Regions from separate parts of the Homo sapiens genome. Here regions 1, 3 and 4 are each linked to region 2. The links are chromatin loops, found by intact Hi-C in ENCODE. Cell type or tissue: B cell. All regions are shown on one strand. Links, peaks and the distances in the headings refer to the core of each region. The heading gives the core; the rest is flanking DNA.

Region 1 (5,666 bases), core at 178-5,177, 84 kb before region 2:
CATATCAAATCCATGAGGTACAGTAGGGAGTAAATAGACCCATAGGCATTATCTAATTGAAGAGTTAGTTCATTTGAAAAGATATTAGCAAGAAATAGAACCAGTTCTTTTCCATTTGTTTTTTTTAATTTTAAAACATCAAAACACAGAAAAGTACATGTATCTGCATATATGCCATCAACCACCTAGATTTAACAATAACATTTTATTACATTAGGTTCCAATCTTTTTTAAGTTCCCCTACACCAAATCACTGCCATCCCTGTCTCTTTCCTTCATCTCCAGATTGTCCTCGAGTGAGGACATGCCTGTCCAGCCCATGTTTGTTTGTGATACATTCACTATGTATTTTTATATAAACAACATGTGTCTTTAAAAATATATGATGTAGCTGTATATAACAAATATATAAGCAACATATATCATATATAAATATATAATGTATAAATATATCATGTTAACAATATAAAGTTTGGTGTGTTTTTTAAATTTTTATCTAAATGGTATTTTATAATTCAGATACTTGTATAGTTTGCTGTTTCTATTCTTATATTACCTTTCAGAGATCGATCCATACTGGTATATGTAGCTCTATCTCATTTACTTTAACTGCTGTATAGTACTGCATTACATGACTAATTCACAACTTGTCCATCTTTTCATTGATAGGCATTTAAATGATTTCCAGTTTTTGCCTTTACAAACAATGATGCAATGAACATATGTTCACCTGTCACTTTGTATACATGTGCAAGAGACTTTTAGCTTACATACCTAGAAGTAGAATGACTAAATCTTAGGATATATACATCTTCAACTTTGACAGATATTGCCAATGCACTCTCCAGCATAGACTCACCAACTTACACTCCCACCAGCAATGTATAAGAATATTTGTTTCCCTGCATCCTTGACAAACTTGGTTTTATCAGATATTATCATTTTTGCCAGCCTCAGGGGTTTGAAATCATATCACACTATGGTTTTGATTTGGATTTCACTTGATATTAATGAGACTGAGTTGTTTCTTTCTTTTTTCCATGACTGTCCAGTTCATATTAGTTGTCCATTTTTATTGGATTATCTTTTCCTATTAATTTGTAGGAATTTAAAACATACATCTGTATCAAGAATTTTTGCTATCTGTAGGCATTATAAGTATCTTCTTTCAGTCTGCAGCTTATATTTTAACTCTCTATTGTGTCTTTGTTGGCACACAAGTATAATATTTCAATATAAGTCTCTTCCTTTGGATGTATGCCTTTTGAGACATAGCTCTGATGTTTTAAAGTGCCCTATGTTTGCAACTCAAAGTTTTAAACTTTCCCTTTCATACTGAGGTCTTAATTCCATCTGTAATTTACCTGGGTATAGAGTATGACATAGGGATATTTCTTTTTTTCCATAGCTAATTATCCCAGCACTTGAGTAGTTCACTCTTTCTCTGCAGATTTGTGTTGCCATCTCTGTTATAAACCAAATTTCCATGTATTCATGGGTCTGTTTCTGGAACTTTTCCCTCTCAATTTGTCTCTCCCTATGCAAATACCAAACTCTTTAATTACTTTCAGAAGGCAGTTTTTACTGACACCTCACTATTTTCTGGGTGAGATGTGAATACCTCCAGGAAGGGTGATGCTCTAAATCAATGACAATGCCATGTGCATACTGTCCTTAGATTCCTTCCAATCTGTCAATCCACTGAGAGGAAATTTTGGTGGAGAAAATCCAAGGGAGATCCAGAGAACACAGGGCTCCAGGAAAGGGGAAAGGAGAGAGACTCAGAGAGAGGGTCTCTCAAGCAAGAAGCAAAACATAGCACCTCCAATTACTCAAACTTTTTCTAGGCTTTATCCTGAACATAGTTATATTTGCCCAGAAATAGCATATTTCAATATATAAATGTACCCCACAGCATTCTATAACACTTATCATAAAATCATAACCAGACCATAGCTAATATTTATTGGCACCTAGGCTAAACATTGATAGTAAATATGACTTTATTAAATCCCATAACGTGGGTAATTTCCCTGAAATATAGATGAGAAAATTGAAGCTCAGAGAAGCAGAGTGATTTGCCCAAGGTCACACAGCTAGTTAGTGGCAAAACCCAATCTACCTTCCTTGCTACTATATTCCACTGCCTCCATGTTGTAGAATGTACCACATTAGAGTGGGATTACCTGCTTTTGAAGGGAGAGAGTGAATCTTGTTTTACCATTACGTTCTCAACCCAAGCACTGTGTTAGTCACACAACAGGCTCTCAATCAATACTTGTAGACAAGAATGAATAGATGCATGTTAGCTGTGGAGTCTGTGGTTTCTGAGTCATGAAAGGTCTACGTGGTTTATTTAGTTGTTTGGGGGAGAACAGTCTTCACCTTACTTCCTCTGAAAGCCACGCCAAGCCTCTTTTCTTCTTACCCTCAGATAATGAGCTGAGTTACAAATACACAGCAAAGTCTTTCCACCTACACAGATCCTAGGAGTGTACAAATTGATTTGGGGGTGGGAGAACCAGGCACACAAAGGTCAGTGCCAGCAGCACTTCCAGCTTGGACATTTGTTTTCATCTTCTAGAAATAATATTCCCATTTCCCAGATGTTTCAGTGTCATCAGCTTTGTTTCTCAGCAGAGGCAACTGCAACTATTCCTCCTCATGAGGCTGCGTGCTAAATCTGAAAAGCGTTTGCAGCTCAGCCCCACAAAGATTGCTGCTGCAGTGGGGATTCCCAGCCAGCACAGAGCCCTTTGCTGTCGAGTGGATTTCCCCGACATAAGAAGTGAGTGGACCACTGGTCCCTGGGGGATTGTCAGCACCATAACTTCTTTGAAAAAAAAAGTATTTTGGGGTGGTGGGGTTGGGAGACAAGGATCTGTAAAGGGAGGCTATAGTGCATTGGGAACTGGTTTGGAAGACATGGCTCTCTCTTCTGCAGAACAGAATGGATTCATCAATGATGGCTTCACAGCAGTTAGGCCTCCATCACCAACCACCTTGGGTTAACTACTTTACCACCTCTGAATTGAGCTCAGCCTCAGAGCTTCTCAGGGCCCATGTGGGCTCCATTCCAGCAATAAGCATTTGGAAAGCTTCGCATCTGAGAAAGTGCCTCCCGTGAGTTATCTGTGCTAGGAACTCACATCTGCTGTCATTGTCATTCACTTGGATTCTGACATTGATCCAGAATTTCCTAGAAAACACTGTGCTTTCTGACTACTGCTGTGATCTGTGGCTCCCAGATCAGCTTTTACCACCAGCCCTTACCACACGCCTTGCTGTGGCTTCTTGCCTTGTCTCCATAAGCATTGCTCTCTGGAGCTGGCACATGACTTGGCAGGAAACCCCTGGCCTAGAAAAGTCTCCTTACTTTCAACACTCCATTCACTCATTCAACAAACATTTCCTAACACCTGCTATGTTCAGGCACTCGTCTAGGCATTGGGATACAACAATAAACAGGCAAAGTCTGTGCTCTCAAAGTCTTGCACTCTAGTGAAGAGGATAGAAAATCTGCACATAGATAAAGAGCTATTGAACATAATATTCTGTAGTAATGAGCAGCACCATGAAGCAAAAATAAACTAAGATTAGAGAATTGAGATTGGCCTGGGGAGGGGGTAGCACTTCAGAGAGAGGGGTCAATGAAGAAGATAACATTGAAAAAACCTGAACAGATGAGAGAGATTACTGGGGGAACATACCTGGTAAAAGGGCCGAGGGGGAAACGTGCTTGGCAAGATTAAGGACAAAAGTAGGTCAAGGTGCCTAGAAAAGAGAGAGAGAGAGAGAGAGAGAGAGAGAGAAACAGAGAAGGTATGAAAGGAAACAAGTGTATCATGATGTGCTCCTAATCAGCCAATCCTCTTAGCTCATGAGACCTCAGCCTAGATCCCCAAACCATCACCTGCCATCTTACCCAAATTATAGACACAAGCATAAAGAGAAATGGAAAGTTTCATGCATTTACCCTTTGCTAATCGATCCAATGACAGTAAACTCCAAGGAAGGCAGTACTAGGAATTCCTGAAGCCTATATGGGGCCAATGAACACTTAGAAATTAGATATGACTATGGAGTAAAGCAGAAAAAGGTCCCTTGGTAGTCCTGGCAAATACGTGGTACATGCGTCACCTCTCCCCACCTCCAAACCCAAGCTCACAAGCCCAGTGCCAATCAACAATGTCATTCTCATTCATTGAAATGGGATTAGTCATCCTGACAGATTATTGACATTCTGGCTCCAGAGTTACCTATAATGGTCTAGTTTCTTGAGATCAGACAACTATTAAGTATCTTTTGGCAACCTTCTGTGACAGCTTTCAGCCACGTTATAAATGAAGTAGCAAAGGAAATATGTTTATTAAGCTTTAACCTGAACCCTTTACATAGACTATAGTGTTATGTTTCAGCAAAGCTCATCTTTGATGACAGTTTTAATCACACTCAGGCCCGCTCAGGCATACAGTGCCTTCGACAGTCACCTACTCACCTCACTGTGCTGTGTTTGACACGTCTGCCATTTCTGAGTGATTCTGGATGTCTCACACTTTTGCTTACCTGCTTCCCAATCAGTACTCCAATTTTGCCATTCTTCCTGCACATGACACCAGGCAGTCAAACCATATATGTACTTAATTCTGCCAAGGATTTCTGTAATACTCTTAAGGTCTCGTGCTAATAATGGGAATTTCTGGAATTGTGACAGAACTTCTGGGAAGAAAGAGAGGAGGTCTGGGGGAGGAAGGGCTTTTAGCACTTTTGCAAGCATTATATCAGATAGGCAACCATCCAGGTAGGTTGCCATATATCATTGCTTGCCACAGAAAGCTAGTTCTTCTCTGCTTATGTCCAAAATAAAGGAAGTGAGTCTTGCCAAGAGCCATTTTTAACCATATCTGGGGCAGAAGAACATTAATGCACTATCTTGATGCTTTCAAAGCTCTTCTACTAATTCCACATGCATAATACCTCAGGGTCCAGGTGTCACTTGGGTGGACTTCATCCACACCAAGCTACAGGATGAAGAGGCTCAGAAGGGAAATTTCTTAATCGTGTATAGTACTCTAACCACATCCTGCCCAGAAAGGATGGGCTGAGCTGTAGGTCACTGTCCAATGCATCTAAATGCATAGACTATTTTTTTTGGTTGTTTATTTTATTTGGGGCTATGGACTTGGACTTTTGAGAAAATTCTCTGTCATCATTATCAACACAATCTTTCTTACACTTCAGGGAGTTTACTAACCCCACCCACACAAATAGAATGACTCATCCCAGAGGGGTCTGAGTTGGTGTCTGGAAAGACAGTGAGATTAAACAACTGCTTCAAAAAGCAATGTCTTAAATTGTCCTTGTAGCAATTGCCCATCGGAAGAAAGACCCAAAGAGAGGACATCCAGATACTATTTCATAGATATATTGGACATGTCCCAGCAGAAAACAATGGCATGCTCAAATTGTGTAATAGGAGGGTTTATGATAAAGAGACTCTTTTCAGAGAAGTGGTCAGGGTACAAGGGAAACCACCAGAAAAATCATGTAGCATTTAGTTCTGGCAATTGTGGTACTCCCCATACTTCTCCAGGCCTGAAAAGATGAGGGGAAGGAGCTATTTCCAAGGAGAGAGAGAATGGCGAGGAGAGGTCCCTGACAGGAGG
Region 2 (5,666 bases), core at 484-5,483:
GTCCCCAATAAAAAACACCCAATAATAGCAACAACAATATTTTAAAAAGCCTCATCCGCCCGGAGCTTTTCTCCCTCTTTTTTGCCTGGGGGTTCCACGGCTGAGGCACCAAGACAAACACCACCCAAGAATCGACCTATCCCAGTCAGTGCCGTGATGGTGCCAAACCGAGAGGAGAGCCCGAGAAGGGGGTGGGTGATTTCCCGGCTGCTCCCCATCCCCGGCGCCTTGTGCCTTTTTCTCCCTCCCTCTCCCGCTGCGCTTCAGCCGAGGGCTGCTGGAGCGAATGGGGGATGTAGAGGAAGGAGTCCGTAGGTTTCCGTGCCCTCCCAATCTTCTCCGCCTTTCCCGACAGCCGCGCGTCCCCGCCTCAGCCCAAGGCCAGTGGCCCGGCCTCGAGGAAGGCGCGGGGGCCGCGAGAGACGACTTTCCACAGCATCGCCAAGGAAACCGGCGTCGCCGGTGCCCCCGCGGGCCTCCCTCGGCAGTCCGGGGGCTGCTTCCCGCCGTTGCGCGCCCTCCTCCACCACCCACTCGCTGCCTCCGCCGGCCGGAGCCCCCGCCTTACTAACCCCCTCAACTTCGCGGGCGGCGGGCAGGTGGGGGCGCGCCTCCAGGCCGCAAGAAGGGAGCGCTCCGAGATTTTCCCGGGGTCGGCTCTGCCCAGGAGGGAGCTACCGACGCTTTCCCCTGGCGCTTCTCCGCCGCTCGGCTCTCCAGGCGCGCAGCTCTCCCCGAGAGCCCCGAACTTTACCGTCACTTTGCCCCTGCCCCGGGAGAGGGGAGGTCGAAGTGCTGCCGGCCAGAGGGCCTACGCAAGCCTCGAAACCCGGGGGGACGCCTCTTCCACCCCCATCCCTGCGCTCGCCCGGGGCTGGGCGCGCCGGGGCGCACGCACGCCGGTTTGCTGGCGACCTGGCGCATCTGCCCGCGCGCCCTGGTCTCAGCTGTCGCAGGTTCCTCCTGCACCCACTTCCAGTCTTCAAAGCCAGTGCAGTCAGCACCGTCCACCTGGAGCCCCAATCCTCTCCTGCGATTCCCGCACACCCACTGCACCCCATCCACCACCTCCGGGCCGCGCAGGTCCGGGCCTGCGAAGACACGCGGCTTACCTCCGGCCACTCCGTTCATCTGGTCAAAGGGGCCTCCCAGTTCGGCATTGGGAAAGATGGTCACCGACGTGGCGGCGAGGTCCTCCACCGGGTAGATGTTGTCAGACAGCTGGTGCACAAAACCACTGAGAGTTACTGGGATTTTGTCTACGGCCTTGGCGGTCATCATTTGCTCCTCGCACAACCTGGAGACCCAACTCCCTCGCTACCTGGAGTGTCAGAAAAGCCGTTTTGGAGAGGGGTTGGACTGAGCCTGGGATGGTATCTCCTTTTGCCCTCCACACTTAAAAACAACCACCACACACACCAAGAAAAAAAAATCAACAGAAATAAAAGTAGCAAACAAGTTGCTGTTTTTTAAGAAATAAGAAAAATGTCTATTTGCCACTGACTCTCTCCTGTCTGTGTTCCGGCTGCTGGGAAGCCAGGAGTTGCTGGTGTAGTGTTATTATAACAGTCAGTGAGTCCCCTCGCCGAGCTATTAATCAATTGCTCCTCGCTCAGTTAGACGGAAAGTGTTGCTCTAAGTATTTATGGGCAGGTCTTCAATACCCGTGACGTCGCTGCCCATATATGGACTGAGGAACAGGGCTGGGCCAGGCGGCTTTTGCCGTCACATGGCTGATTTGCATACACGGGCTCGGCCGCGCGGACTCCGCCGGGCTCGCGACTTCCAGCTCGCAGGCGGCGGGGATCGCTGGGGTCCCGGGCGCGCGGCCCTAGCTGCAGCCTGGGTCCGGGGCGCAGGGATCGCGGGGGAGAGGGCGCGCCATGGACCCAGTCACAGCCACAGCAGGAGAGCGAGCTGCTCCAGGCTGCGGCTCAGCCTCCCGGGGCGGGGAGGAATTCCGGTTCTCTGGGACTTTCCAAAAAAGGCGAAGATCCGGTGCCGGCGGCTCCGCCTCCCTAGCCCTTGTTTGGGAGCCATTCCGGAAAATTAAACTTCGGAAAGAAACCGAGCGGAGCCGAGACACTACAGTCAAACCCCTACTCACTTTCTTGGCAGCTCAAAACCGCAAGCAAAAGGAGGCAGCGAAGAAAAAAAAAGCTACATGCATTCACGGAAGCTGACTGCTTTTTTCTGAATTACTTGGTGGAAAGAAGTGGCTGGTGATAAGAGTGAATGCGTATTGCTTTTTTGGAAAGTCTGTTCTATTTATACAGGAGCGAAAACGGAACAGGTTTGGGTTGTTTGTTTGTTTAAGTATTTTGGGCACCTTGGGACTGGGAGGGTAAACCCTAGGAGGAGCAGAATTACTGTGGGGAGCTTCGAGAGAAATCCTCAGCCGGAGACACCCTCCTTCCTCTGCCCGCGCGCTCCCCGCCCCCCTTCAGCTGCTGCGCGGAGCGGGCGCCCTTCCCGGCGCGTCTGGGCGGTCGGCTGCGTGGGGGCGTCCAGATGGAAGCTTGGACACTCACCCTGCCCCTCCAGACACACATACACACACACTCACACTCGCTCCACTTCCGCTACACACTCCCGCCCCCGCTGCCCTCTTCACACACCCGCTCACACACCTTACACTACACACCTCCCTGTTGACTGCGTCCGCGCGCCGTCGTTGCCAGCAGTGTCCCGGCGGCAGAGCGGGCTCCGGGCTCGCTGGACAGGAGGTTCTATGAAGACACTGGCCTAACCTTCACTACCGGTCCCTGCAGCCACAGAATCCCCCTGACCCCCATAGCCCAGGATCCAGGACCGCGCCCTGCCCGCACCCGAGCCAGAATACACGTACTAGAATAAATATTTTCTCTCCCTCCCCAAAAAACACCTCGGTGAGCCCAGCGCGGTCCTCAGTGACGGCCGAAAGCATCTCTAATCACTTTCAAGACGCCATCCCCATCCCCCAACCCACTCGTTTTACTTTGCGAGACCCCGGTAGAAACCCTTCTGTTTCGTTCCCAAAGCAATTTTTAAAAACTTTTCCAAAGTCCAAATAGCAGCAGGTTCTGGCTTGCTGGGCGCAAAGCTTCTACCTCCCAGTGCGCCCCAGCCCGCAATGGATAGCCGGGCCTGTCCGGGGCCCCACAGGAGGCTGGTCCCGGGTGCCCAAGTCCAGCGCACCGCCGCCTGCATGACTCATTCATGGTCGTTTGTGCAGGTTGCGAACTGCCCCAGAGCCCTTTCCCGCTCCAAAGCCGCGGAGGCCAGGGATAACGCGCAGGGTCAGCCTCGCAGGCCTGTCCTGTCCCTTTTTCACCCCGGGCCCGGAGCGGCCCTAGCTTAGTGTGGGCCGGGGCGGGCGGGAGCCACGGCGCCACGCCGTGGAGGAAGCGCGGCGCTGCAGGCGGGTCTTCAGCCGCTCACCTGCCTCGACCGCTGCAGCCGTGCGCCAGCTCTCGCCGGGCCCAGCGCACCGCGGTCAGGGCCCTGAGGCTGCCGGGAGCGGTCTCTCCCTCTGCTCTTCCACTGAAGCGCTGCTTCTCCCCCTCCCTCCAAAACAGCCGGTATCCAGCGGCCGGCCATCTCTCTGACTTAAGTCACCCAGAGCACATTTGGGAAAGTTTCTCGCTCGCGCTGTGCGCTTTTTTCCAATTGGGGATGAAAAGGACATGGAAAGAAATCGCAGCAAGGTTAGCACCCTAGTAGATACCCCACCCCAGCAAAAATGTGCAAAGTCCTATTTCTCAAGAAAGAAAGAAAGAAAAGAAAAGCAAGAAAAGATAGCTGCGTTCTTACCACGTGCGCCAGCCCACTCCGCCTGCGCTCTGGCGGGTCCCGCGGCCCCCGCGCTGACCATGGGCAAGACGACGCCTCGGAAGGGAGTCCGACTCGCATCTCGGGCCCTGAGTCCGAAAGAACGGGGGAAAGCCGAATTATGCAAATGCGGATCCCTGCGATGGGGCTCGGGTTACGGCCCCCGCCGGCCCCTTAGGTGAGGCACCCACCGGCAGCAAGCGCGGGCGAGGCGACTGCTCGCGCTTCGCTCCTCTCTGCGCACGTGGGCGGACCGGCAGGCGGGCGAGTTGCCCGGGCCGCCCCGCGACTGGCGCTGCTGCCAAACCCGCCGGCGGTCGCCGCGCGCCACCCCGAGGGGGAGCTCCTGGACGCCCGAGTGCCCGGCCAGCAGGGCGCGGAGGGCAGGACCGGGGCTGGGGGCGGGGCGGGGTGCCTGAGCGAGGGAAAACCGCGAGGTCTTCGGCTGCCACCTTTCCCGGAGGAGGATGCCAGTAGAAGGCGGGTGGAGGAGGGGGCCCCATCAAGGAGTCTTGAAAGCACATTAGAGTAAATGAGAGTGACTGACCCTCTGAAATTCTTGTGAGCTTTCCAAGGACTCACACCTCCCCCTAAGAGCTACGCTGCATCAGCCTGGGGTGCGCAGGGAATGGAGTGGGGGCGGGGACGGGCGGCAGCTGCGGGGAGGCCAGGGAATGCCTGGGGCCAGTCCTGGGAGGCCTTTATTGAACCTCCGCTGAAACAAGTCAGTAGATAACTCTCGTAACCTTTGTTTTTTTGAGTGTCTCTTGAAGTACCAACCCTTAAATATGGGTAGTGCAGATAATGGAACAGAATCAAGGCGCACCCTTTCAAGCCAGCCACCCTGTGGATAAGCTCAGAAAGCTAAAGTGGCTTGCCTAAAGTCACGTAGCTGGTAAGTGGTCGTGTCCAAACTTGCAGCTGGGTCTTCTGAATCCAAGTACAGCGCACAGTGGTCGCTACATCGTGCCCTCAGGAAAACCCAGGTCTGAAAAGTGAACACTTCTTTGAGGATTGGGAGCCTGACTCAGCCCACTAGGGAAGAATCAGGCCGCCTCCGCCAATTTCATCTCCTTTCTTTGCCATTTCTGAGGAGAGCAAAGCTGAGGTCAGGGCTTTCTACAGGCAAGGAGGAAGGGACTGTCATGGACACGCCCCCTGCCCACTGTAAAGGGAGAATTTGAGTTCTTGGGCTCTCCAGACCTAGACTGTGGATGGAATAGCCAGGCTGGCACAAAGCCAGCATACTAATAGGCGCTGTCATAAGAGAAGCTAGCCCCACAGTATCCTTCCTGGAGACAAGAAGAGGTGAGAAAAGAAAGAAGTGCGGACAAGTAAAAACTCCAAAGGGTTTACTGAGCAAGATACTGTGCTGGAGGTGGAGGGGTGTGGGGATGGAGAATGTGAGAGTTGAATACAAACATGTACCATGGTCCCTACTATTAAGCATTTGAACTTTTTTGTTTTGATTAAAAATCCAACAAAGAAACAACTTTCTTTAAAATAGACCTGTAAAAATGCCCGACTAAATGGGGCACTCCAAGATGTATCAGGGCTATTAAAAGAGTAGCAAACTCATGCCAGATTCCAATTTGCTTTGTCCAGATTCCAGAGCCAGAAAGTAAAATAACAACGATGCAGAGAAACCCTTTAGTAGGCTTGCTCCTGGGGTTGCGGGAGAGTGTTTAGGGTGACAAGCAGGGGTGGCAACCTGAGGGTCCTAGCTGGACCCCAGAGTCTCCTGAGTGATTTTCAGGTTTTTTTTTTTAACCCAGATTTGAAATTCTCATTTACAGTGTGGTGACAGGATCACCATCAGCCAAGAGGGATGTCACAAATAATTTGTTCATATTTGT
Region 3 (5,666 bases), core at 267-5,266, 160 kb before region 2:
CCTTAGGAATTCCATCTTTGTTCTGGTAATCAATGGAGCCTGTACACCCTTTCACATATTACAAGATATATTGATGGTGTTTTCACAGTAACTATTTTAGAGATATTTGCAAAATTATACTTGACCCTGAAAATAGCTTTGATTGGCAATGATGCCATCTCAGACATTCCCCTGTGCCAAATACTGCCACTGAGCAGAGAGCACAACATGGATCACGGTCAATTTGGTGACTCAAACGACAATTTAGGTTCTTACTATCATTCATCCCACAAATATTTATTGAATGCCTACCATGTTCCAAGCCATAGCAGGAACACCAGGATGAATCAGACAATGATTTTGTCTTAAAAGAAATTTTCATCCAAGGGCAAAGAAAAATCAGGTAGATATTTTAAAAATATAGACAGAAAGTGATATGGGGCACAAGAAAAACACACCTAGAAAGCTGTGCACCTCAGGTGACAAGAGAGAATGGTTTCTGCTGAGAACTCAAAAATAGAGACTGCAGTTCATACAAATGCAGATCACCGATGCCACCATCAGTAGTGAATTTTCTCAAGACAGTTACCTCGAACCCAGGTATTTGGTCTTTGTCTAGGGGTTTTCATTCACCAGAACTGTCATGCAGGCCAAGTTTGCCATGCTTTCTGCCTTTATATCAGCAGCTCCTCTCCCCCGCCCCCACCACAACCTTCACACACATTGCAGCAAGGCATCCAGTCCTGGATCGCAACTCATGCTCCTTAACATTCCTACCTCAGTCAAAATGTCCCATCATAGAGCCATTGTTCTACAGGGACCCCAGGTGGAAGTGGGCCAGTCTTCAAAGGAGAGATCACCAACAACATGTGCATAATATATTTGACATATGGGACCTCTGAAGTTATGTGGGTATTCATTCAGCCTATGTTTAAAGCTGTAGCCCAAAGCATTATAGACACTGAGTCAATGGTGATAACAAATCCAATAGGTTTTCACTAGCTCGATCACAACAAAACCTCAATAACTGGCTGGCAACTGCAAAGGTTAATGTGGCTACAGTTTAGTCATCCCATTGTAATCTCTGTGAACGGCACAGGCTGAAATTGTGCTGAATGCAGTTTGCTCACCAAAACTGGGAGGCCCTGCCTGAGAAAGCCATGGAGTTTGACAGCTGAACTTGGGCAAAAGAATAAATATTTTTAGATAAAACATATCACAAAGGAATAATGGTATTTGTTTCATGTTTTAAGCATGCCAATTGCAAAGATACATGCATGTGGCTTTGTAGATGTCTTTCTGAGTTGCATTTGTATCTTTGTCAATACAATATCATCTTACCTTGATACACCACTACATGTCTTGGCTATATGACATCAGTGTCTTGCACAATGGTATTGTGGAAAGGTCAATACTGTGCCAACCCACCTACAGCCTCTTCTGAGGGTACCCATCCTGCCCACACTTTCTGCTGAAGGGACAGGCCCAGGAAGCCATACTCAGTACCCAGTGCCCCACTTCCTCTATCCATAGATGATTGGCCCTGGCAGGGCACCTGAGCCAATGGCAGACAACCCATATGCTGAAGAGAGAGGTGCAGACTACTTTGAAAGATGGACTGGACCAATCAGATTCTCTCCTAGGGCCCTGAACTTGAAACAAACAAATAACCATCAGTTAGTACAGGGAGCAGAAGAAGACATGGCATTTGTTGCTTAAACATAGAAATCAAACATCCATGAACTCCTACTGTGGAAGACCTGGGAGCTTCCTTGAATCTAGAAGCATCTTCGAGTTCTGGATTCCTTAAGGCCAGGGTCTGATATGGCTCCTGCTCTTGGATTTACCATTTAAAAATAATGTAATGTAATGCAATATGTGAAATCCCTTTGTCTTGAGTTGGCTTGAATAGATTTCTGTTTCTTGCAACAAAAAATAAAAGCCAGATTAAAATCAGTGGGATATTAACACCTGGTCCCAACTGATCTCCTGGGCCATAAGGCCATCTGGAGAAATCACAAGAAGCAAGACAAACTGGCAATGTCTTAGCCATTACTGGGAAGGCAATAGAAACCAAAAAAAGAAAAAAGGGAACTGAAAACCTTTAAAGACGATTTGGAAAGTTTGTGTGCATGCACCTCCCTGTTGAGTGTGCAGTGACTTGTAGAGCCAGCACCGTGAACAGAGAAGATGGCCTGAGTTGTCGCTCATGAACGAAACCTAGCATTTGAATGCTCACACTTAAAATAGGCTATGAATGACTGCCGGTTATGAGACATGCTAGATGCACAGGAATCACAAGTGATCGAAGCCAATTCACAAGAAAAATCAGGATGATATTATTTGAAGCAGCCTCAAAAGCAGGTGCTAGGTTTAGGGTGTGTCTACATGGCCCTGGTTTTTATTTCCACTCAGCTTTGGAAACTAAATGACACTGCTGTCTATTTAAAACTGTGTCTTATATATGTTCATACAGAGTGTGTCTAAATAAAACATAATTTACAAACATCTCCACAATGGTAGCATTTCATGGCCAAAGATATTGCATGGCTTGGAGTTAAATACAATTTGGCCTCCATCTGTTCCAGTTGATTTAGAAATTGAATTATCATCACATTTGATCCCAGAAGACATCTTACAAGTTTAAAAACTCAAATTTGTAAATAGGAGGTTTCATGACTTAAATGGAATTTCCTGTGCCTCTGTTATGTAAATTACATCTTCTTGCTATAGGGAAGCAGTATGCTGAAGTGGGTAAGATATGGATGTTGGAGATAGTTGGGCTTGAGTTCAAATCCAGGCTCTGTGATTTATTAGTCATGTGGCCTTGAGAAAGTTACCCCTGCAGTTTCTTTATTTTTAAAGCTAGGATGATGATGATAATAGCACATACATTTCAGGATGTTGTAAAGATTAAATGGGTTAATAAACATACATGCTTAGAACAGTGCCTGGCTCATAGAAATACTCTACAAACGCTTGCCACTGTTATTGGTAATTCTTTCACTGAACGCACAGTCATTAAGCCAGTTCTTACTGAGTCCGTATGAGTACTGTGCTGGGTGTGCCCTTTTGTAATCCTGTTGAAAAAGCACAGCTCACAAGGAGAATAGGAATTCTCATTCTAAATTTATGGTTGCAGAAATGAAGCTTAGAAAGGAAGTTAACTAACTCTTTACAGCCTGCCTGGTTACTAAATCTCAGGGCTAGGATTAATAAATTCATTCATTTGCGCGTTCAACAATTTTTTTTTTTTCAAGACAGAGTCTCACTCTTGTCACCCAGACTGGAGTGCAGTGGCATGATCTTGGCTCACTGCAACCTCCACCTCCCGGGTTCAAGGAATTCTCCTGCCTCAGCCTCCTGAGTAGCTGGGATTACAGGCATGTGCCCGGCTAATTTTTGTATTTTTAGTAGAGACGTGGTTTCACCATGTTTGCCAGGCTGGTCTCAAATGCCTGACCTCAGGTGATCCGCCCACCTCGGCCTCCCAAAGTGCCGGGATTACAGGCGTGAGCCACTGCGCATGGATCAACATGTTGTTATTGAGCACTAGCTACTTATTATTCTAGGTGCTGGAATACAGAGAGGAACCAAACAGATAAAAATCCTTGCCTGCACGGAGCTTACCTTCAGCTAAGGGAGACAGTCAAAAACAAGGTAAGTCAGTATTATGCATAGGAGATTGTAAGGTGGAGTGCGCTAACAAGAAAACTAAGCTGGAAGGGGAGTGAGAATGTGTATGTGTGCATGTTGAGGGAGGTGGAGTTGACAATGCAATTGTTGCTAGAACAGATAACTAGGGAAGGTCTCACTCAGAAGAGGACATTTGAGGAAAGGCATGAGAGGAGTGGAAGCAAGCCATGGGAGTATCTGGGGGAAAGGTTTCAGGCAGCAGAAAGAGCACATGCAAAGGCCCTGAGGCAGGAGTGTGCCTTGCATATTCCAGGGACAGTAAAAAGCCAGTGTGCTGAGGCAGAAAAAGCAGAGAAAACAATGGGAGATGAGATTAAAGAGGTAAGGGATTGGCTGACATTGGTACTTACTGAAGAAAACCCCTCCCTATGTTCCTGTTAACTGGGGTTCTTCCACAAAGTCAACACATCTAAAGAAGCCACTGATGAAACAGGCTCCCCCTTGGAAAGACCATCTCACCTTCCAACCTCTCCATCCTGCAGAGAGGAAAACCCAAGTTTGGCGTTGGCAGTCAGGTAATTCATCAGATCTGGAAACCACCTCATCAGCATCCCCCTGGCCAACTGGAAGCAACCGTGACGTTGTGCTGAATACACTTGCAGAGTCGTGCTGTGGTCTCTCCGAGCTCATCACGGCACCTCCCTATGCAGGAGTTTCAATTCAAGGTCATTTTTGGTTCCTTTCAGTAGCAGACTCAGAACCAGACCTATTCAAGTGTCAGAACAGGGCAGACATATTAATAGCTAGACCCCAGTGGGAGTTCTATTTTCCATTTCCTCCTCCCCCATATTTATTTGTTTCTTCCTCTCCTCTGTGTGGTAAAGGTGATCTTGCATGATATTTTCAGATGAGGCTTAAAAAGGTGGAGTGGAGGATGGGAAGATGACACCCTGAATTGGAGCTCACTCTTTCTCAATCCCTCAGGCTGGAGTTGGGCTCCCTGGGTTCAAATCCCCATTCTATCACTTAGAAGCTGTGTGACCTCAGTCAGGATACTCAGCCTCTCTGAGCCTCAGTTTAAAATTTTGAATTGAGGCCAGGTACATTGGTTCATGCCTGTAATCCCAGCACTTTGGGAGGCCAAAGTGGGCAGATCACTTAAGGTCAGGAGTTCAGGATCAGCCTGACCAACATGGTGAAACCCCTTCTCTACTAAAAATACAAAAATTAGCTGGGTGTGGTGGCGCATACCTGTAGTCTCAGCTACTTGAGAGGCTGAGGTAGGAGAATCACTTGAACACAGTAGGCCGAGGTTGCAGTGAGCTGAGATTGCACCACTGCACTCCAGCCTGCGTGACAGAGCAGGATTCCATCTCAAAAATAAAATAAAATAAAGTAAAAATATAAAATTTTTAATTGGGGATGATGATGACATCTTCCTCAAAGACTTATCATGAGAATTCAATGTGGTCATTTAATTCTGTTTCAGGATTTAGCCAAATTTGGGTGCTATTTCCCTTTTGTGGAGGGACTTTTCATCACAATGAGAAGGACGTCTTAGGACTCCAGGACTTTGAGAGGTGGGTGTCCAAAACATGTGGTTGTCTCTGCATTTCCACTCAAAGCAGAATCCAGGTATTTTCCAGGTGCTTCCCTCTTTCTGCTGAAAGTTCACTTCATCTCCATCTGGGTGGTCCCAGCCTCCCAGGCTGGTAAGCCTCTTGAATTCTTAAGAGGAGACAGAGAGGTGGGCCCTCTGTGGTCTAGGGGAGAAGTGGCCCACTGCCTCAAATGGGAAACATGTTCTAACTGTATTTATTCCCTTGCCTGGGGCAAAAGCTGAAATTTTCTGGTCTCATGCAGGGAATTAAGGAAAATGTTTGTAAATTCTTTGGGAGAAACATGAAAACAACAAGCAAATATCCTTTCTAGAGAAGGAGATTTTTAGCACGTGAATTTGCAGATTATACACTTCTTCCTTCACTGTAGCTTATCTTTTGGGAAAAGGGCACCCAGAATTTGGTGAATGTTGTCTAATGGCCACAACTTAT
Region 4 (5,542 bases), core at 1-5,000, 360 kb before region 2:
AAGGTGTTGATGTTACTGAGAGGTGGTATTACATGTGCTTCATGTTTTTTTTTCTTTGCTTCTGATTTATCTAGACTTTCTAATTTTCTGCAGTGAACATTTACTATCTTAATTAAAACAATTTCTTCCTGAATCCGTGCAACAACCATTTATTAAGCACTATTTGGTGTCAATTTCTGGGCTGGACACAGGAAGGCAAAGATGCCACACCCTCAAGGAGCGCATACTTGAGGGTGAGTCTGGAATGTAAACAAATAATTGCTGTTCAGTAGAACAGGCTCTGAGACAGTGGTGCTGATTGGAGTGGGAGCTCTGAGCTCTGCTTTTGGAGATTAGTGCAAAGTTAGGCACATCTTGTGGGATAAATGGGACTTCCAACTGGAAATGGAGAAGGGGTAGAAGAATGTTCCTCCTTGTGGTTTGTGGGTGGAGACTTGGATACATTTGGTGGGGGGTTAAAAGACTGGAAAGGCAGGCAAGGTTAGAATAAGAAGGCTTTGGTGGGGCATGCCTTGGACTGGGCAGTTAACTTGTAAAGGACAGAAAAACGCTGACAGGTTTTAAGCAGGGGAGTGTTATAAATGTTGTGCTGTGGAAGGATCACTCTGGCAGCACTGTGGAGACAGCACAGGGAGGCTGGGAGAGAGCTGGACAGGGAAGGGGACCAGCCAGGAGGATTTTGTAATAGCCCAGGAAAGAGGTCATGAAGCCCCAGTTGGCTAACAACAGATTATGTAATGGGCCCCTGTGGACTAAATCAGCAAAAGCAAATGATCCAGATGTAGAACACTGTTCATCTCAAAATATGTTGGTATCTTTAAAAGTAAAAACTTTTTTTTCTGGTGATAAAGATAATACATGTTCAATACAGAAATTTGGAAACTATAGAAATGTACAAAGAAGAAAATGAAAGCATCTATAATCCCATGAACTGGAGCTGAGATATATGTATATGTACATATACTGTATATGAGAGATAAAAATTAAATATTATATTTATATTTAAATACTGATTTATAAATCTCATATATACATAGTTTATTTAAACTATGTGCATATGGTAAAATAAAATTAACTTAGAGAAGGATAGAAAATAAAAAGTAAATATTGAATGTTTACCACATGCTGGGCACAAAATATAAGAACTTACATATATTTGGTTATTTAATTCTCACAGCAACCTTGTGAGAAAGGTCTGCATGTATTCTGCCATTTTACTGATAAGTGAATTGAAGTACAGAAAGATCAATGTGACTTACCCAAGGTTCAGTAACTTGTAAGTATCAGAGCTGGGATTTGAAAGGAAACTAAGCTGTTTTTCCTCCAGGGCCTGTACCATGAAATCGTGATGGGGCAATTTTGAATGATGTATTTAAACTTCTGTTGTTTGATTCATTGACTTTACACAGTGACTCCTGACACTCCACTACAGCGTTGTCCAACTAAACTTGCTGCGGTGATGGTGATGGACAGATTCAATATCTGTTCAATCTAGTACAGTAGCCACTAGCCACATGTAGCTAGCTGTTGAGCACTACAAATGCTGCTACTGTGAACAAGAGGCTGCATTTTAAATTTTAATTAATTTAAATTTAAATGACCAACTGCTGCTAGTGGCCACCCATGGGACACCACAGATCTCCATAAGATAAAAAAAAAAATGAACACCTCATCCCTTGGTCATATTCTCTGTCCCAGTAAAACCAACTTTATTTCTTATTTCAGTCCTTTCCCATGATCATCTCCATAAAACATGCCTATATTTATATTTCTTGATTTACTGAATTGAACATTATGTTGTCCATGCCGTGTAAGATGAGAAATTATTTTGTGTACGCCACTCCCCCACCCCTCTCTTCTCATTTTTATGAATTTATTTCTATCATTGGTTACCTGTATACTTTGGTATTAGTTAAGATTCTTCTGATTGCAAGTTGGATAGAAAAAGCCAAATCCATCTGATTTCAGCAATACAAAAGGAATTTACTGGCTCATATAAACAAGATCAGAGGCAGAACTGGCATTAGACCAGGCTAAATTGAGAGCTCAATGTGAGCGGGACTCGATTTCAGCTCAGCTGTCCTCAGTCTGCACACTTCATCTTCAAGTTCTATGTGGTGACCACAGCTGTAGCTCTGGTTTCATATCCTCTTAGATTCTAGACTAGCAGGAAAGTAAGCATCTGTCTTTCTTGTAATGCTATTTAGCTGTGACCACAATGATGCTCAGTTAAAACACACACACGTGCGCACACATGCACACACACACACACAAACTCAGTGATTACAACAATAAGCATTTACTTAACATGTGTATGTGTGGGTTGGCTGAGGTCAGATGATCTAGATTGGGCTTGTTGGGGGTTCTGCTGATCTTAGTAGGAGCTGCTCACACTTCTGAGCTCAGCTGGGGGTCAGCTAATTTAGGCTGGGCTTGTATGGACAGCTCTGCTGATCTTTCTTACGCTTCTGGGCTAGTGTAGCTCAGCCCTGTTCCATATGTCTCTTATCTTCTTTCCTGAGACCGGTGACCCATCCCAAGCATATTCTCATGGTGATGACAGAGGCACAAGAGTGCAAGACCAGCTGCACAAACATGTGTACCCTATGCTGTGTCATGTCTGCTAACATCTCATTAGCCAAAGAAAGTCACATGACTGTACCCCAAATCAACCGAATGGAGACGTACTCTCCTCCCATGAAAGTGAGAAGGAGGCAGAGAATATTTCTGCACAATAATTTTCTATACCACTTAAGCAGATGGGGTTGGCTTGCTCATTTCAAAACAAGTGATGTGGCCAAGGGCATAGGTTGTACACTTTGGCCTAGACCTAGGTCCCATATTCCATCATGGGTGTAGAATTACATTCACATTTGCCAAAGCATGTGAGCTAAGAGTGGAGAAGGAAGGCTTACTTCAAATGAAGGTTAGGGTTCTGCTAGCTACATATAGGGGAAATGGATGTGAGATGGCAAACCACAGTGACAATTATAACTTTAAACAATAGACTTACAGTTTTATTTCTTGAGTCTTTGGTGTTAGATAGTATCCTTTGACACCACATGTATAACAGTTCTCTTTCATGCCCCATTTCCACTCTGTCAACTCAATCATTCATGCTATTTGTTTATATTTATGAATGAAGGGCTAGGTAATTAACAACGGTGGCTAGGTGTCAGGTGCAGCTCCCTGCCACTGAGTAGGTGTGTCTCCTCAGTAAGCATATCTGAGGTTGGTGGCTGGCTGTGTACATGGGTGGGATGTGTCAACCACAAGCTTCCCTTTAGGATGCAAGTACAGAGAATCATGCAAATGACTTTCTTTTCACCTCAAAACACCAAAAACAGAGGGCTTCACTGTGGAATGCCAAATACCATACAACAAGCCTTAGCTCTCCCAGGGAGACATCTTATTTTCTTAATAGATCAGATCTTGGGGAGGGGACGAAGGTTTCTGAATCCCCTCTTGCTGCTCCATCTGTATGCATGGGAAAAGAGGAGAGAGATGACAAAAGTCAAACGGTGCAACCATTCTCTGGTCAACCTTCTGTTAATCACTTGGTTTTTGCTCCTCTTTCCATTCCTGAGTTCTGAATCTGTTCATGTCCAACGTGAAGATTCCCCAAGGCTTCTTTGGAAAGAACATTCCACCCTTTCTGCAGCCTCCTCCTGAGTATATCTGGGGTGCTGCTTTCTCTGCTCTGTTTCATCTATCCATACTATTCACTGTCTTTCCTTCTTCCAGAAAAGTATCAAAATGTCTGCTGATGGTTTCCTTTTTTGTCTTCAGCATGGTTATGAATTTATTTCCTTAACTGACTCTTCAGCAGAATTTTGAAAAGGAGTGTAGATAAATGCAAGCATCCAGTCCACCATCTTGAACACACACACACACACACACACACACACACATATATATATAATATTGTGTGGGTATATAAATGTGTGTGTATGTGGGTGCATGCACATGTGTTTTTTTTAAAACAACATTAGATTTTGCCAGTTACATTTTTGCTACTGGCTTAATTGAATACCCTTCTAGAAGAGTTTTGAAAGCTGTTTCTTAAAACCACTTGGGGAAAACAGGGATCTTCCTCTCACTTTATTATTATTTTTTAATAATATTAGCTGAGTTTTTGGTCTTTTTTCCTACCTGAATGAACAAACTTCAGAGATGATACGATCTGTTACACAGAAATCTGTTTAAGTTGTACTTAAAAACAAGAAAAGATATGTTGATTCTAACCTCTGGAGGTCAGCATTGGCTTTATCTATATTTTGGTTTTTTGTTGTTATTTGTTTTTAATACTGAACAATCCTAAACCCTACACCCTTATCAAACTAGAGCATTCACTTCAAATCCTGAGAGTAGCTGGTGAAGAATGGGCCTGGAATAAGAGTGGGTAAATGACCCATGAAAGAAATGACTATCTTATGTTGGATCTAAAACCTAACTAGTAAATATTTATTTGTTACTGTTAGTACTATGTATACATTTACTGTATGCCAATAGTATTCAAAATATATGGTTCTACTGAGGATGGCTAAAACACACATAGATGGAGGGAGAGCTTCTGCCTAGTGGGCTTCAAATTGAAAAGATGCACAGCATTGAGATAGACACTTTCCAGGAGAAAACCATGACTCACATGGGGATGACTTCAATGGCATCTGGTTTCCATCTTCTTTGTTTCTTCTCTTGGACTCCATTCAGAGGCACTTCCTTCCAGCTGGATCTTTTAATGGCATAATGTGAAAGCAAGATCCACAGAAGTGGGTTTACAGGAGGGACTTGAAGGAGAAAATGCAGATCATCAGGGGGAGACGATGGAAAATTACACCCAGATGGGAGGGAACAGAGAATGTACACACATCCAGACTAAAATATACCAATTAAAATATTTAGGGAAATGAAGAGTGGTGTATGATTTTTAATATAGGGTAACAAAACTCTGAATGCAATAAAAAGGCAAAGTGATATAGTCCTGATTGCAATTAGCACATTAATGCAATTTCTGTTTCTAGCCTGGGAAAATATGTCAGCTCTCTTTACTTAAATGAATGGAACATGGCACTGCTTGTAGTCTTGCTGTGACTTATTCAGTCTACACACTAGCTCCATTCATGATGGCAGTACCCTTCTTTTCCTTTCAGAGCTGGAAAGGTGCTGGCGAAGCTCGCCTGGTGTGCCAAAATGACCTGGAATTGGAGGTAAAGCCACCACCTGGGTGGGTGGGTTGGGCCTGGTTACAATAACCAGCAGCCCATCTGGGTCCATATGAGAGAGACTGGAAGGGGCGCAGCAGGCCATTGGTTTCTGTATGAAAACACACATTTTCACATTCTCCTTCTCCCAAGTCATCATTAGCAAGGAGGAAAGTCTGTTTCTTCCTTTAAAATGAGGGTCCATTATATTCTGTAGCTTTTCCCCCTATATATGATGTTCCTTTTAACTGAATAGTACCAGATTTGAGTGACTTGCCACTGGTCTTATTCTCTTCTCTACCTCCAAACAGCTCTTGAGAGGGGCCATATCACTGGGA

Evidence for each region. Hi-C counts contacts between places; a loop is a spot of excess contacts. Peaks named below come from ENCODE experiments on the same cell type or tissue, not always from the same donor. Only the 100,000 strongest peaks of a DNase experiment are listed, where the experiment ranks them.
Region 1: it touches region 2 in a loop (3-fold over the local background); 16 of 110 quality-filtered maps call a loop at or near these places.
Region 3: it touches region 2 in a loop (7-fold over the local background); 6 of 110 quality-filtered maps call a loop at or near these places.
Region 4: a loop joins it to region 2, with 5 times the contacts of the local background. A loop is called at or near these places in 11 of 110 quality-filtered maps.

The regions. Positions count from the first base shown.
Region 1 is chr10:62,730,808-62,736,473 of GRCh38, forward strand. No RefSeq gene overlaps it. Among named protein-coding and RNA genes, the nearest start is that of ADO, 71 kb to the right of the region's middle. In B cell, for the core only: no CTCF peak of the experiment used is centred there; DNase peaks (open chromatin) are centred at 2,404, 2,764 and 4,934; H3K27ac peaks cover 823 bases.
Region 2 is chr10:62,814,749-62,820,414 of GRCh38, forward strand. EGR2 (early growth response 2) reads right to left here and starts at 1,618. Exons shown (of 2, transcript NM_000399.5): 1 at 1,113-1,618. The coding sequence starts at 1,281. RefSeq lists silencers at 529-618, 1,639-2,068, 2,359-2,438, 3,349-3,498, 3,999-4,248 and enhancers at 2,464-3,461, 3,099-3,268. In B cell, for the core only: CTCF peaks have their summits at 3,384, 3,584 and 3,813; DNase peaks (open chromatin) are centred at 813, 1,753, 1,993, 3,373 and 1 weaker place; H3K4me3 peaks cover 4,041 bases; H3K27ac peaks cover 2,151 bases; H3K27me3 peaks cover 2,550 bases.
Region 3 is chr10:62,651,292-62,656,957 of GRCh38, forward strand. LOC124902436 (talanin) reads left to right here. Exons shown (of 6, transcript XM_047426120.1): 2 at 3,552-3,639; 3 at 4,076-4,190; 4 at 5,105-5,195. It overlaps LOC105378327 (a long non-coding RNA gene), which reads right to left and starts at 4,294. Exons shown (of 3, transcript XR_946002.3): 1 at 4,135-4,294. RefSeq lists enhancers at 1,320-1,369, 1,920-2,169, 3,788-4,987, 4,048-4,217, 4,065-4,294 and 2 more and a silencer at 1,570-1,619. In B cell, for the core only: no CTCF peak of the experiment used is centred there; DNase peaks (open chromatin) are centred at 2,150 and 4,220; H3K27me3 peaks cover 1,098 bases.
Region 4 is chr10:62,454,588-62,460,129 of GRCh38, forward strand. It overlaps a transcript of ZNF365 not described here. Among named protein-coding and RNA genes, the nearest start is that of ZNF365, 83 kb to the left of the region's middle. RefSeq lists an enhancer at 2,890-2,939. In B cell, for the core only: no CTCF peak of the experiment used is centred there; DNase peaks (open chromatin) are centred at 2,134 and 3,184; H3K4me3 peaks cover 638 bases.